2 separate regions of the Homo sapiens genome follow, and region 1 is linked to region 2. Evidence: read pairs that join two places in POLR2A ChIA-PET (ENCODE). Cell type or tissue: Panc1. All regions are shown on one strand.

What was found. Peaks named below come from ENCODE experiments on the same cell type or tissue, not always from the same donor. Only the 100,000 strongest peaks of a DNase experiment are listed, where the experiment ranks them.
Region 1: POLR2A ChIA-PET joins it to region 2 with 9 read pairs; 2 of 35 experiments call an interaction of 5 or more read pairs at or near these places.

The regions. Positions count from the first base shown.
Region 1 is chr5:79,239,749-79,247,748 of GRCh38, forward strand. All of the region lies in intron 1 of JMY (junction mediating and regulatory protein, p53 cofactor), which reads left to right. Among named protein-coding and RNA genes, the nearest start is that of JMY, 7.6 kb to the left of the region's middle. In Panc1, no CTCF peak of the experiment used is centred here; no DNase peak of the experiment used is centred here; H3K27ac peaks cover 454 bases.
Region 2 is chr5:79,328,064-79,336,063 of GRCh38, forward strand. It overlaps LOC102724530 (a long non-coding RNA gene), which reads right to left. Exons shown (of 3, transcript XR_001742756.1): 2 at 6,969-7,156. Among named protein-coding and RNA genes, the nearest start is that of JMY, 96 kb to the left of the region's middle. In Panc1, a CTCF peak has its summit at 6,283 (motif pointing left); no DNase peak of the experiment used is centred here.

The sequences.
Region 1 (8,000 bases), 88 kb before region 2:
GCAATGAGCTGAGATCATGCCAGTGCACTCGAGCCTGGGCGACAGAGCGAGACTCCGTCTCAAAAAAAAAAAAGAAAAGAAAAAGAAAAAGAGAAAAAGCGACTATCTCCGGTTTTTTAATTCAAATGGGTCAAAAATAAGCTCTCAAAAAATATAATTTTCTAGAACTCTTTAAAAAGGGGATTACATTTTTTAAAAAATGTGTTCCTAATTAAGGTTCTCTTGACCATAATGATTTATTTTCTTTAACAGAAAATTATACTTTTTTTCTTTCTTTTTTTTTTTGAGATGGAGTCTCGCTCTGTCGCCCAGGCTGAAGTGTAGTGGCGCGATCTTGGCTCACTGCAACCTCTGCCTCCCGGGTTCCAGTGATTCTCCTCCCTCAGCCTCCTGAGTAGCTGGGATTATAGGCGTGTGCCACCTTGTCCGGCTAATTTTTGTATTTTTAGTAGAGATGGGGTTTTACCATGTTGGCCAAGCTGGTCTCGAACTCCTGACCTGGTGATCCGCCTGCCTCAGCTTCCCAAAGTGCTAGAATTACAGGCGTGAGCCACCGCACCCAGCCTCCCCCCGCCCCCTCCAAACAGAGTTTTGCACTATTGCCCAGGCTGGACTGTACTGGTGCAATCTCAGCTCACTGCAACCTCCACCTCCCGGGTTCAAGCAGTTCTCCTTGCTCAGCCTCCCAAGTAGCTGTGATTACAGTCGCCGCTACCATGCCTGGCTAATTTTTGTATTTTTGTAGTGACAGGGTTTCCCAGTGTTGGCCAGGCTGGTCTTGAACTCCTGACCTCAGGTGATCTAACTGCCTCGGCCTCCCAAAGTGCTAGGATTACAGGCGTGAACCACTGCACCCGGCAACTTCAATATTTGAAAAATAGCCATCAAGGACAACAAATAGTTTCAGTAATAATGCCTATCTTGACTTCTGCTGGAAGATTGTGTCTTTAGATTATATTGGGGGAGGGAGGGAAGTGTGGTGTGATTGATTGGTGATGTCTGCCATGGGCATGATAATGAAAGTGTATAGGATGCTAGCCATGTATTTGTCTTAAGCTAATTAAATTTAACTTTGCTTTCTTAATAGTTTGCAGTAACATTTTTTAAGGTAACATTTTTATAGAAGTTGTGCCATGTTTGTGTTATTCTATTGACTTAGTTTGTGGAATTGGCTATAGCTTTTCAAGCTAGGTTTATCTGATAAATCAAATGCATTCTTGAGGATATGTTACTTTTGAGGATATGTTAGAATGCTTAGTCCTTTGGTCACTTACAATACTTAGTCCTTTTCCTTCTTTAATTTCTATGAATCTATTTTTTGGTCTTTTTTCCTACAGTATTCCTTTCCCTGTCCATTTAAAGGTTTCAACTTAAAATCACCTGTTTTTGTTCAAAATGGTTAGTAAGTTGTTGAACTTTTTTTTGTTTGTTTTTAATAGAACAGACTGTACAACTAGATTGTAAGCTTTTCAAGGTCCTTGGCTTTGACAATACCTTGGAACTCTCTTCTTTGCCACCCCTAGTTCAGGACCACACATCTTGTGAGCACTCTTAATTAGTGGATAAAGGAAACTAGAGAAGTTTTTAAAATTAATTTATTCTTACTATTGCAAGAATTTAAAGGACTTAGAAGATGTGTCCTTTTAATGTGAAGTTGTAAGTAAAATTTTTATAAATTGATAAGTGTAAATTCCTCAAAGGACAGTGTTTTTAAAACGAGAAATTTTCTTTTAGTACTTCAAAGGAAAATTTCTTAAAACATAAATAAATTCCTCAGTAAGAGGTTTTTACTTGGGGATGGTGAATTCCCTGTAAGAGGGGCTATGGATGGATTTTAATGGGGCGTCCTGCCGAGTTTTATATCTGTGGGCATGTGTGCATTTTAGAGAGAAAGGCAATAATGTGAGTCACAGGAATGTTTTGGTTTCACAGTGCGTTTAAAAGTTATGTTTATGCTATAATGTACATTATACTTCTTAGGGGCTAAATCCAAGTGAAAGGTGAAATTTGTTACTGGTATGTTTGAATTTGGACTTTTACAAGAGTTTACTATTGGAAGCAGTATTTATACAGTAGACACTGAATCAGTCCTTAAATGAATGCAGGTGCCACCAAGACCTCTTTGAACAGTTTTCAGCAGTAGCCTTGGTTGTTGGTCAGAGCTGAGGTTTGTATTAGTGTATGTGCGTTGGTGGCCCATACTGCAGCTTAGGTTTGACCTGGATTTTATAAATAATGGTTTCTGTATAAGGACAGCTATTCTCAAGATGATTAACTGTGGTGCTTTAGATAGTAAACCTTAATTATGATGGTAGGCTTGATTAAGATCTAATCATCAGTGTTCATTTTGGAATTTATTATGTTTATAAAGATGTGCTCAATTCTAACTTCTCTTCTGTTGAAACCACGGTTTGGAAGTAGCATGTGTTTTCAAAATTATCCGTGTAAGCCACATAATAAATAGCCTGTTGAGTGAGTGGAGTCAGAAACACCTAGGTTGAAAATAGGACTAACCACTTCTGATGACCTGCTTAGTTATTTAACCTCTTTTAAAAAGGAAGGTGGGGGAAATAAAGGATGTCTTAAGATTTGAGTAAGACAGTATGAGAAAGGGCCTAACAAAGTGCCTGGCACTTACTAAAGAGGCTTCCAGGAAGTGTTATTTTCCCTTTTTTCATGTAACAAGGATTATCTGGTTTTCCATTCAGCCCTTTTTGTGGGGACTGTAACTAATATTTATTATTCACTATCTGCTGAGATCAGTGGGTGTTTTATACCTATTTTACTGAGGCAGAAAATGAGACTTAAAGAGGTCCTGTGGACTTCACCAAGGCTAAACAGCTGAGTAACCAAGCTCCGATGAAAGCCTAGATTTGTCTTAATCCAAACGTGTGCCTTTTCTGCCATGCCTGTGGCCTGTTGGGGTTCTTAATCCAAGGGACTGTATTCCTTCCTTAAAGAGAAAGGATGTCAATCTCTACTCTTGAGAATTGGGGAGTGGTATTATTTTAAAATGCAGTCAGTTCAATAATGACTTTTTTTTTTTTTTTTTAAAGACAGTGTCTCACTCTGTTGCCCAGGCTGGAGTACAATGGCAGTATCTCAGCTCACTGCAACCTCTGCCTTCCAAGTTCACGCAATTCTTTTGCTTCAGCCTCCCAAGTAGCTGGGATTACACGTGCATGCAAACACTCAATAACTGCTTTTGATTTAGGATAACTCATTTCGAATTAATTATGACAAGCATGAGGTAGGGCAGTCTGAATGTGATGTTTTAGAGAAAGGTGTTGCCTAGTGGTGCAAGGATAGGTTTATGTTAGAGAAGAGTGCCCAATTGTGGGGAAGTTTTTTGTTTGTTTTGTTTTTGTATCTTAATGGCTAAGCTGGAAAACAGCTCCTGACTTCTGAGGTTATTTAACTGAAGGGGCAAGGGGCAAGGAGCTCTAGGAGGAAGTTTTGTTTAACAGGTGTCCTCCCAAGGATACCTTTGGGTCCTTAGAAAATAACTTTTCTAATTTTCTTGAAAACCTAAGATTAGTTTTAAAACTCAAGCCCTGCTGAAACCCCAACTATATACATTAGAGAAATGACAGTACTTTAGGAGTCTTGGGACGCCACCTGTCTTTCACTGGGCCAGCAAGCCATGACCCATGATTACATATAAATAAATGGTGGAAGCAGGCTGCTATTTATAGGGAAGGATATAATATGATTCCAATGAAGAGAGCTGCTCTGTCTGGCAGTTCTTGACTGCATTGACTGGAAGTATTGAAAAATAGGATATTACATGTTGAGGACATATGGGAGCTGTAGACTTTCAAGACAGAAGATATGTCAACATTGTAGCTTGATGCCTTGTCTAACCATGTTATACTCCCATGAAAATATTGCAAACTGCTCTTTTACTGTAAAATACAGTTAAAGAATAATGAAACTAAGTGAATTTGTGGGATTCTTAAAGTATTGATGAAAGACTTGAAAGTTGGAAACATTTACAATATTTTGATGCTAATCATTTTCTTCAATCCTGTACCCAAATGTACTTTTAGACAGTTTTTTGCATCACTGAAAAAGATGTAAGTATAGAAAAATGGATATATGCTTCTAGTTTAGGGCTTCTATAAAACAAAAACATGGAGACTGGTAGCAGGATGTCACCCTTCTTGGTAATTAATTTGTGTAATGGTTTCTCTGCTTGCCACTTAACATCACAAGATGCCCAGTCCACCAGAGATTTCTTTCTTTTTTCTTTTTTTCCTTTTTTTTTTTTTTGAGACAGGCTTGCTCTGTCACCCAGGCTGGAGTGCAGTGGTGTGATCTCGGCTCACTGCAGCCTCCACTGCCCGGCTTCTAGCGATTCTCCTGCCTCAGCCTCCTGAGTAACTGGGATTACAAGCATGTGCCACCACACCCAGCTAACTTTTGTATTTTTAGTAGAGATGGGGTTTCACCATGTTGGCCAGGCTGGTCTCGAACTCCTGACCTCAGGTGATCCACCTGCTTCGGCCTCCCACAGTGCTGGGATTACAAGCATGAGCCACCACGCCTGGCCCAGATACTTCATAGACATGAAGTCTGGGGATGTTTCCTCCTTGCTAAAATGAGGTTAACTTAGACAACACTTCAGTGATATTATTATAAGGGAGTGTGTATGTGTGTCTGAGAGAGATGGGGAGAGAAGGGAGAAGATGGGTGGGAAAATTGGTTTGTCAAACATAGCAGCTGCTGTATTTGAATTAGCCATCTTATCTTTGCAAATTCTCACATGTAATTTTAATCGATCTGTTAACCTTCTCCATTGCTGCTTCATTTGACGTTTCATTAACTGTAAAATATTTTTGACAGTAGGTCTTGAAAGCACAAGATGAGCCCTCTGTTGCTCCATTGATGGTTAAATGTATGTGTGCCTATTTTTTTTTTTTTTGGTAACGAGAAGTTTCCTGTGGCTCTTTTCACTCTCTAAAAGGCCAGGACCTGCTTCCTCTGAATCTGCCTGATTCACTCAGTTGTTGGTAGGAGAAATTAAGTTCCAAGTGTAAGAGACATAGGCACTGAAAACTAAATAATAGTTCTTGTAACTATTTGTTTTTTTTTTTTTTGGTAGAGATAGTGAAGTTCATTTGGTTTTTCAGGCTTCTTTTAGGGGACTTGATAATACCAAGTAGCCTTAACACAGCATATCTAAGTTATTAAACTGCATAGGGGCAGAGAAGAATTTATCCAGCAAAAGGCCAGAAAATTTGGAGTTGTTTTCCTAAATGTGGGGGATTGTCCTTTATGTTTGTCCTTGAATTTTAAATTAAATATAATTACAATTCTATATAGTAGACTCTTTTTCAGACTGTAGCAAAGGTTCTATAAAATGGGCTGTGAAATAATGGGGCTGATGGGTTAGACATTTCACAGAGGAGGATTTTTAAGGATAAATGTATGAAGTTACTTTAATGATTCGGAATTTTATTTGTAACTTTCAGGTTTGAGGGTAGTGGCTAGGGTCTTAGTTTATTCAACAAATAGTAGTATAGGCACTGGGAAAATGCAGTGATGAACACTGTTTCTTTGGGAAGAAATTTTAAATAAAATTGGTCATGAAGTCATCCTGGTGCTTGGAGGTAGTTGAAGCAGGGTGCTTTTTCAGAAGCATCCCACTACACTGTCTTGAGTGCTTCATGGAAAAAAAAAAATTAAATGGATATGGCTCGGGAAAAATCTGTATTTTTGTCCTGATTGTAATATGAGTTGTTTGACCTTAGGCTGTTGACTAGCCTTTTTGGGCCTTAGTTTTTAGTTTATAAAGTGAGGTAAGTATGGCCTCTTTTTAAAGGACCCACAGCAGTTGATAGGCACAGTGTGGCAAGGGTTGGGACCTGAGCAACTTGGTTTTTTTCTTTTTTTGAGATGAGGCCTCACTCTGTCGCCCAGACTGGAGTGCAGTGGCATGACTTTGGCTCACTGCAACCTCCGCCTCCCAGGTTCAAATGATTATTCTGCCTCAGTCTCCTGGGTAGCTGGGATTACAGGCATCTGCCACCATACCCAGCTAATTTTTGTATTTTTAATAGAGACGGGTTTTCACTGTGTTGGCCAGGCTGGTCTTGAACTCCTAAACTCAGGTATCCATCTGCCTCAGCCTCCCAAAGTTCTGGGATTACAGGTGTGAGCCACTGCACCCAGCCTGTATTCAGGTTTCCATCTCCTTGCAGTAAGATGACTGTTGAAATCGCAGCACTTTTAATATTGCTAGTGTTTTTAGGCTTTGAGAAAGCCTAAATTCACTTTGAAGTACAAAGGGCATTTGAATATGGCAGTAGTGTTTCATTTTGTGTGTGTTTATCCTTACATCCTTAAATCATTCATTACTTATACTTCAAATTTTCTGTTCTTTTTTCACTTCTCCCTGTGGTTTTTAGTATTAAAACTGCTTTTCCGATCAGTTTTTGATAACTGAAAGTTATACTTGCAAAGTGAATGCTTACTTATTAAAATTATTTCTCTAGGCCTATCTTTCTCCTTGCCGTCCTATCTAGATGAGTTTCTATCCACACCTATGGGGCCATAACTGGAGTGTGTATAAGGATGTATATAACAAGTTTTCAATAACTGCAATAGTTAGTTAACCTTTATTGAATGCTTACTGTAGGCCAAGCACTTTACAAAGATCTTTGTGTACATTATCTCAGTTCACACGTAGATTAGACAGTAAGAGGTAGGATGCAAGTGAGTTTGAGACCTGACTTCTCCTTGTTAATATCTGTGATTTTGGGCAAGTTACCTGATGCAGTGCCTTAGCTTCTTCATCTGTAGAGAGATTAATACTGCTGCCTCATAGAGTGATTTAAAAATAGGTATGTTGGCCGGGCACAGTATCTCACGCCTGTAATCCCAGCACTTTGGGAGGCCGAGGCAGGCGGATCATGAGGTCAAGAGTTTGAGACTAGCCTGGCCAACATGGTAAAACCCTGTCTCTACTAAAAATGCGAAAATTAGCTGGGTGTGGTGTTGGACACCTGTAATCCCAGCTAACTTGGGAGGCTGAGGCAGGAGAATCACTTGAACCTGGGAGGTAGAGGTTGCAGTGAGCCAAGATTGCGGCACTGCACTCTAGCCTGGGCGACAGAGCAAGACACCATCTCAAAAAAAAAAAAGTATGCTATAAAGCACTCAGAACAGTGCCTGGCATCTAGTAAACACTTGATAAATCTAAACTTTGATTAATATTTGTATCTACCTAAGAGATAAGGATTTTGCAGCAGAGGTAGAGAATTGGTAAATTTGCCTACATAACGTATCTATTGTATGAAAGAACCGGATTCAAATCCAAGCCTGCCTTGTTAACCACTGGACTGTCTGCATCCCTGTAGAAAGAGAGTGAGGATAAGTGATAAATTTAAATGTTGTCCAATTGAAATATATGTTCAGTGTCTCAACAGTGGACAAAAGCAATAGTGCTTAGCTGATGATATTTTTGGAAAATCTTAATTATATACATATACTGTAATTACCTTTTTTTGTTTGGGATTAGAGAATGATGCAATCCAAAGGAGGCTACTTTATTTTTCCTTTTTATTTTTTGAGATGGAGTCTCACTCTGTCACCCAGGCTGGAGTGTGGTGGCGTGATCTCGGTTCACTGCAACCTCCACCTCTCGGGTTCAAGTGATTCTCCCACTTCAACCTTGTAGTCTCAAGTAGTTGGGACTACAGGCAGGTGCCACCACACCTGGCTAATTTTTTGTATTTTTTAGTTGTTGTTGAAACAGGGTTTCACCATGTTGCCCATGCGGGTCTCAGTCTCCTGAGCTCAAGCCATCTGCCTGCCTCAGTCTCCTAAAGTATTGGGATTATAAACGTGAGCCACCTTGCCCGGCCCCTGCTATCACTTCTATTTCCTTTTTATTTTGTTTATTTATTTATTTATTTTTTGAGGCGGAGTCTTGCTCTGTTGCCCAGGATGGAGTATAGTGGCACAATCTCTGCTCACTGCAACTTCCACCTCCCAGG
Region 2 (8,000 bases):
AGGAATTAATCATATGGTTATTCTTAAAACTTTGTATAGGCTGGGCGCGGTGGTTCACACCTGTAACCCCAGCACTCTGGGAGGCCAAGGCGAGCCGATCACTTGAGGTCAGCAGTTCGAGACCAGCCTGGCCAACATGGCGAAACCCCATCTCTACTAAAAAATGCAAGAATTAGCCGGGCATGGTGGCATGTGCCTGTAATCCCAGCTACTCAGGAGGCTGAGGCTGGAGAATTGCTTGAACCTGGGAGGCAGAGGTTGCAGTGAGCTGAGATCACACCACTGCACTCCAGCCTGGGCAACAGAGCGAGACTCTATCTCAAAAAATAAAAAAAAAATAAAAAGACACCCTACTGTGAATTGTTTTGCAGATATTGTACAGTGTGTAAGTGTATAAGCCAGACGAATAAATGCCATTAAGTAGATCACCTCTAAAGTCATGGGAGAGGAGTAAGGGGAGGGAGGGGAACTTACAGTCTAGCCATCCTAGGCATATTATTTTCTGATATGCCTAGGACATGTGACATTATATGTGTATTCAAAATTACATTATACAGATGCCATACAGTGGTTCTCTGAGATGAAGTAGTCCAGGTGGCAACAACATTCCATGTTATAGACCAAAATGATCTTTTTCATGCTTAAAGACCCAAACTTCTGGGATCTTACTTGAGTAAGTAAGTATTCAAGTTATTCTGGTGGCTCAAATATCCTTTTAGAGGAATTATTTGGTCTTCCCTATAGGGCACTTTGTGACCCACCTCTTTTCAGAAACAGGATGGCTTACCTGTGCAACAAGCTCGTGGGTCAGTCCCACAATTTCTGAAACACAGGATTAACTCTGGAACTTCCAAGAGTTGTCAGAAAATGCAACCAAACATTTATTGTGACCCAGCACTTGCTGAAAGGTTTTCTAATGCCAATTCCAACTTTGCCTACCGTTATCTAACTTTTGTCATTGCATCAAGTTGACTTATCAGAAGGCAGTACTTCAGCATCATCTCAACCCCAGTCATGCTTTCACTCCGTTACATAGAAGCGTGATGATTTGGCTTTCATGGATGGTTGAAACAAAAAATATCTAAGTATTTCTAGGCTTCTTTCATAACTCTTCCCTCTCTGCCTAGTTACTCTTTCTCATGGTTCCAGATGACATCTCTCTCATCATGACTCCATGTCCTCGCCTCTTCTCAGTTCACTGTATGTACGCAGGTCCATATGTGTTCAGTTGCCTAGTGACCTCTTTCTTTGGAAGCCTCACACGTATCTGAAATATAACATGCCCAAAACAGTCCCCTTGACCCTATCACCATCAAAACCTGAACCCTAATTTTCCCACTTTTCCCCGTCTTTCACAATTCCTCCAGTTCTGCCTTTCAGAATTTAGAAGTTATCCTTGATACCTTTCTCAACCTCACTTCCCGGCTCCCATCCAAATCTCCCAGTCCTGTCATACCTAACTCTAATATACACCTGGCACACACACACTTCTTTCTCTATCCCCTGCCACCCTTGGGTCCCAGCCTACGTCATCTATCCACTAGACGCTTCACTGGCTTCCTGCCCTGTCTTCCCACTGCTACTCTTGTCTGCCTGCAACTCATTCTATACCCACAACGTGGTGAGATCATGTCTCTCCCCTGCATAAAGCTCTCCAATTTCCACTGCAGTTGGAATAAAGCCATAAATTTCCTACCCATAAACTACAAGGAGATGTGATTTGGCCCCTGCTATCCACCCCACTGCTTACTGGGCTCCAGCCACATGTGTAATCTCTTTCTTACCTTAGGACCTGTGCGCAGACTCTGCCCTCTCCCTAGAATTGTTCACCTCCCTCCCTTTTGTAAGTATGGCCAACTTGGTGTCTCCCAAAATTCATACTTTAAGTTCTAACCCCTAGTACCTCAGAACGTGTCCTTATTTGGAGATAGAGTCTTTACAGAGATAGTCAAGTTAAAGTGAGGTCATTAAGGTAGACGCTAATCTAATATGACTGATGTCTTTATGAAAACGGAAATTTGGACACAGACATTTATAGAAGAAGGAAGAAACACCAGAAAAGGTGATCCATAAGCCAAGGAGAGGGGCCTCGAACAGATCCCTCCCTCACAGCCCTTAGAAGGAACCAATCCTGCTGACAACTTGATTTTGGACTTCTGACTTCCAGAACAGTGAGACAGGGATTCCTGTTGCGTAAGCCAGCCAGCCTGTGCCCTTTGTTACAGCAGCCCTGGAAGCTAATGCATCATCATTGAGCCTTCCACTGAGATGCCAGCTCCTCACAGAGGACTTCCTGCTTTTCCTCAAGTAACTCCCCTGTTATCCTCTATGTCGGCCCCTTGTGTGGCAGAGCCTGCTCACCAGATGTCCCATCAACTGCCCCCTACATCTACTAGCACCGTTGCTGATAAAGAGCCTTGTAACTAATTCTACCCGGTGAGATGAAAAAGCAAATAACGTGCATCACTTTCAGCCTGAGATAGGAAAGTCCAAGATTGCACCAATCTTTCTCTTCTTTTGTGGCAAATGAAGAGGGCTCGTGCACTACCAGGTAGTATAGCCTCCTTTGAGATTGCGACAAAGAACAAGGGTACCCTCTGTCAACTATTTTGTTTCACCATCATATTAGAGGTACTAACATTGCAGTTAGGCAAGAAATATATAAAAGGCATTAAGGATTGGAGGGAAAGACAGAAATGGACATTTTGGTGGCAGATATAATGGTTACATATGTAGAAAATCCAAGAGTATCAATAGATAAATTACTAGGATTAAGAGGTTTAGTGAGGTTGCTTAATAAAATTATTTTTTATTTTTTAATGTAATAAAAGTAAATATCAGCTGAGGCTGGGCACAGTGGCTCACATCTGTAATCCCAGCACTTTGGAAGGTCAAGGTGGGCAGATCACTTGAGGTCAGGAGTTTGAGACCAGCCTGGCCAACATGGTGAAACCCTGTCTCTACTAAAAATACAAAAATTAGCCAGGTGTGGTGGCAGTCACCTGTAATCCCAGCTACTTGGGAGGCTGAGGCAGGAGAGCTGCTTGAACCCAGGAGGTGGAGGTTGCAGTGAGCCGAGATCATGCCACTGCCCTTCAGCCTGGGCAACAGAGCAAGACTCTGTGTCAATAAATAAATAAATAAATACCAACTGAATTTCTATATATTAGTATCATTGTTTTGGAAAGTTAACAAATCAATGAAAAGAAGACAAACAATGCAGTGGAAACATGGGCGTGAGACTTGAGTAGGCAACTCATAAAAGAAGAAATACAAATGGCTAAATGTGCATACAAAAAAGTAACAAAAAGCATAATTAAAACCAAATTTAACCCTCAAGACTGGTTAAAATTTTAAAGATTGACGATTTTAAGTGTGGGCAAGTATTTGGAAAACAACGTTTATATACTACTGATGGTCATATACACTGCAACAACTATTTGGAAAGCTGGTAGGCATTATCTACAAAAGTTCAATATATGCTCACTCTGTGGCCCAACACTTCCTTATGCAGCTGAAATATGTGTATGCCTAAACGGGGAGACATAGGCAAGAATGTTTATAGCAGCATGATCCTCAATAGGCAGCAACTAAAATAACCCAGATGTCCATCAACAGGTGAATGGGCAAATTGCGGTATATTCCTCAAATGTAATCTAGTGATGCAATGGAGTAAGACAGAGCAAAAGGAATACAGCTACATGCAACAATTTGGATGAATCTCACTGATAGAAAGTTGAGCAAAAGGAGCTGAAAAGAATATATAAAATATGACTCCAGTCATATAAAGTTTCAAAATAGGCAAAACTAAACTGTAGTGTTTTAGGGGTATTATTCAGGCAATAAAACTATAAAGAAAAGCAAGGGGGTGATGACCATAAAAAAATCAAAACAGTGGTCACCTTTGCAGGAGAGGAGAGCTTTATGACTGGGAACGGGACACACCAAGGACTTCTGTGGGGCTGTCACGTTTCTACTTCTGGGCCAGGGTGGTCGTGAGGTGTTTTGTTTCGTTTTGTTTCGTTTTGTTTTGAGACGGAGTCTCGCACTGTCGCCCGGGCTGGAGTGCAGTGGCGTGATTTAGGCTCACCGCAACCTCCGCCCCCCAGGTTCAAGCAGTTCTCCTGCCTCAGCCTCCCAAGTAGCTCGGATTACAGGCGCCTGCCACCACGCCCAGCTAATTTTTTGTATTTTTAGTAGAGACGGGGTTTCACTATGTTGGCCAGGCTGGTCTCGAACATCTGACCTCGTGATCCACCCACCTTGGACTCCGAAGTGCTAGGATTACAGGCGTGAGCCACCGCGCCTGGCCGGTTGTGAGGTTTAATTTACAATAATTCAGTAACCTGTGCATTCGTGTTTACACATTTTTCTAAATAAGTATTACATTTTACAATATAAAAAGTTTTTTAAAAGCTCTAACACAGGGCTTTTTATTAAAATTCTAGAAATTACTTCTGGAATTTAGTTGCCAAAAAGTTTTTTTCTCCACAAAATAATTAGCGTTCTTGCTCTACAAAACAAGGAGAACCATATAATCTAACATGCTTTACTTTTTTTTATTAGCTGGCAAGAATTACAAGCTAAATTTAGTGCTCCAATGGAAAAGCCAACTCATCTCAGACTTCTGGGTTACACAGTTCTGTGCTCCCTTTAATTGGCTTTGTGTGTGTGTGTGTGTTTTGTAAACTCTCCTGCCCTAGGTATTTTAACATTTTAAATGTTCTCCTTTGAGAAGTGGGTTTGCATTTTTTCAAGTTACTTTGAAAAAAGCTGCTTCAAAATAGCATGACACAGTGGTTAAGAGCAAGGGCTCTGGTGCTGCCTACTAGCTGTGTGAGGCTGGGCAAGTCACTTCTCTGCTTCTTCTCATTCATCTGTAAATTGAAGGCAGTAATGAGATCTACCTCATGGTTGCTGTATGGGTTTAGTGAGTATATTTAAAGTGCATAGGCAGGGCACGGTGGCTCACGCCTGTAATCCCAGCACTTTGGGAGGTTGAGGCGGGTGGATCACTAGGTCAGGAGTTCGAGACCAGCCTGACCAACATGGTGAAACCCCGTCTCTACTAAAAACACAAAAATTAGCCGGGTGTGGTGGCGCACACCTGTAATCCCAGCTACTCAGGAGGCTGAGGCAGGAGAACTGCGTGAACCTGGCAGGCGGAGGTTGCAGTGAGCCGAGATTGTGCCACTGCACTCCAGCCTGGCGACAGAGCTAGACTCCGTCTCAAAAAACAAAAGATAAAAAAATAAAAAAATAAAAAATAAAGTGCATAGAAGAGTGCCTGGCACATTATGTAAGTGTCAGCTATTATTGTTCTCCTAAAGATGTGATGCCAAAATTATTCACAAAGGACTACAAAGATCTGAGTAATTTAAAAGCAAAAACCTCTGAGGCTAAAATATATCCTCTTGGACAGATCTGAAAAAGCATCAGTAATCATCTACATGTCCTTACATAAAAGAAATGGGAATTGTTTCATTCACATGTCACAAAATGAATGTTATTCAATAGGGAACACTTTAAGTTAACAATAAAAACAAAGAAAAATCCCTACCTTCATGTCTGCTCTTTGTAGAACTGGGTGCAATTGAAGAATGTGGAATTTCTATTTTCTGACTGACTTTCTGTGGAACTGCATCCTAAACAATCACTGATGGCTCTCACCTGTGATCCCAGCACTTTCAGAGGCCAAGGTGGATCACCTGAGCCCAGGAGTTCGAGACCAGCTTGGGCAACGTGGCGAGACCCCCATCTCTATTTAAAAAAAAAAAAAAAAGAAACTATTTTAAAAATATGATGAACACAAAAGATCTTGGAGTTAAATACAGTGGATTAAAACATGATTTTCTTGATACTCCCTCCTAAGGCCCTAGCATGGCAGCAGAGAGACAAAGAACAAAGGGGAGAAAGTGACGGATGCATGAAGGGGAAATGACTTAGCCGACTAGAGGCAGCTGACCTGAGGGTCTGCAGTGCAGCCCTGCGGCCCAGCACTCGGAGGCACTGTGTTCTTTGGAAGGTGGGGTTGAAGGACAAAGTTGAAAAAAGGGACTGGTGGAAAATTTGAAGCAGGAGCAGTTAGACCCTTCCCCTCTTCCATGCCCTCCCTTCCCACTGCAAGACACTAGAGTTCATTTTCTGGACAAAATGAGCCAGAGGAGATCTGGACTCAACCAACAGGAACAAGAGGAGGTTGAAGGTAACATGGAACACTGGAGGACTCCGTTATTAATAAAGTCTGCTGCCAGAGCCGTGAGACTCCTGGCTGCCCTCTCCTGCCTGGTTCTGGGAGGGCACTCAGCCAAACACATACACCCGGTGGGTCTGGAAGACCCTCCCTGGAAACGCTAAATGGCCCCAGAAGAGACCTCCACATGTTGTTTGTGTTGGGGGTGAGGGGAAGGTTTGTGACATGACACAGCTGGCATCCCACCCAATCTCTCTGAAGATGTCGATCCCCAAAGCCACCAGTCAGTCAGCGTCCCCACCCCAGAGCTCCAGCATCTCACTGTAGAACAGAAGCAGACCACTTAAGAGTCACAGTGGCATTTTCAGAAAGTGTCCATACCATGGACACAAACAGACTGAAGAAAGCAATTCTGAGAAAACACAGACATTCAGAAACTAGGGGGAAAAAAAGTTTAATTAAAATTATTTTTAATCAGAAAAAAATGAGGTGAGATACTGTATCTATGAAACAAGAATGTGTTGCGATAAAAAGGAATATTCTGAGAACAAGGAACCACACTTAGAAACTAAAACTATGAGAGCTAAAATTACAAATTAAACACAAAGTTTAAAAGTACAGCCAGAAACTCCTAAAGCTGAATAAGCAACCAAAGACCTGAACAACAGAAAAGACAACCAGAGGATGAGTTCCCAAACCCACATTCGATTACTGCCCCCAGGGAAAGGAAAATAGAGGGGAGAAAATAATCAAAGAAATGATTTCAGAAACTCACAGTTCTGCTTGCAGCAATTCGAGTTGGGCTTCCTTTCATGGGCAGCAGAAGATTCCCTGATGGTCGTGAGGAGCGTTCCAGTAAGATGAGGACTCAGGAGTGCTCCCACAGTGGGCAACTTGGAGGTCACTGGGTACCCTGGTGAGAGCAATGTTGGCAGAGTAGAGGGGCTGAATCCAGGGGGAAGTCTGAGGAGCGAATGGAAAGGAAGAGGAGACAATGTGTGAGCACACACAAGTTTTACAGCGAGAAAGAAAATCAACTGACAGCTATGAAAAGGATTATTTATTATTATTATTATTTTTTTTTTTGAGAGGGAGTCTCGCTCTGTCGCCCAGGCTGGAGTGCAGTGGCGCGATCTCGGCTCACTGCAAGCTCCGCCTCCCGGGTTCACGCCATTCTCCTTCCTCGGCCTCACGAGTAGCTGGGACTACAGGCGCCCGCCACCACGCCCGGCTAATTTTTTGTATTTTTAGTAGAGACAGGGTTTCACCGTGTTAGCCACGATGGTCTCCATCTCTTGACCTCGTGATCCACCCGCATCAGCCTTCCAAAGTGCTGGGATTACAGGCGTGAGCCACCGCGCCCAGCCATAGGATTTTTTTTTTTTTTTTAATTTATTATTGAGATGGAGTTTCGCTCTTGTTGCCCAGGCTGGAGTGCAGTGGTGTAATCTTCGCTCACCACAACCTCCGCCTCCCAGGTTCAAGTGATTTGAGGAGGAATTTTTTTTTTTTTTATACTTTAAGTTCTACAGTACATGTACACAACATGCAGGTTTGTTACGCAGGTATACATGTGCCATGTTGGTTTGCTGCACTCATTAATTCATCACTTACATTAGGTATTTCTCCTAATGCTCTCGCTCCCCTACCCCCCAACCCACGACAGGCCCCCATGTGTGATGCTCCCCTTCCTGTGTCCAAGTCCTCTTATTGTTCACTTCCCACCTATGAGTGAGAACATGCGGTGTTTGGTTTTCTGTCCTTGTGACAGTTTGCTCAGAATGATGGTTTCCAGCTTCATCCATGT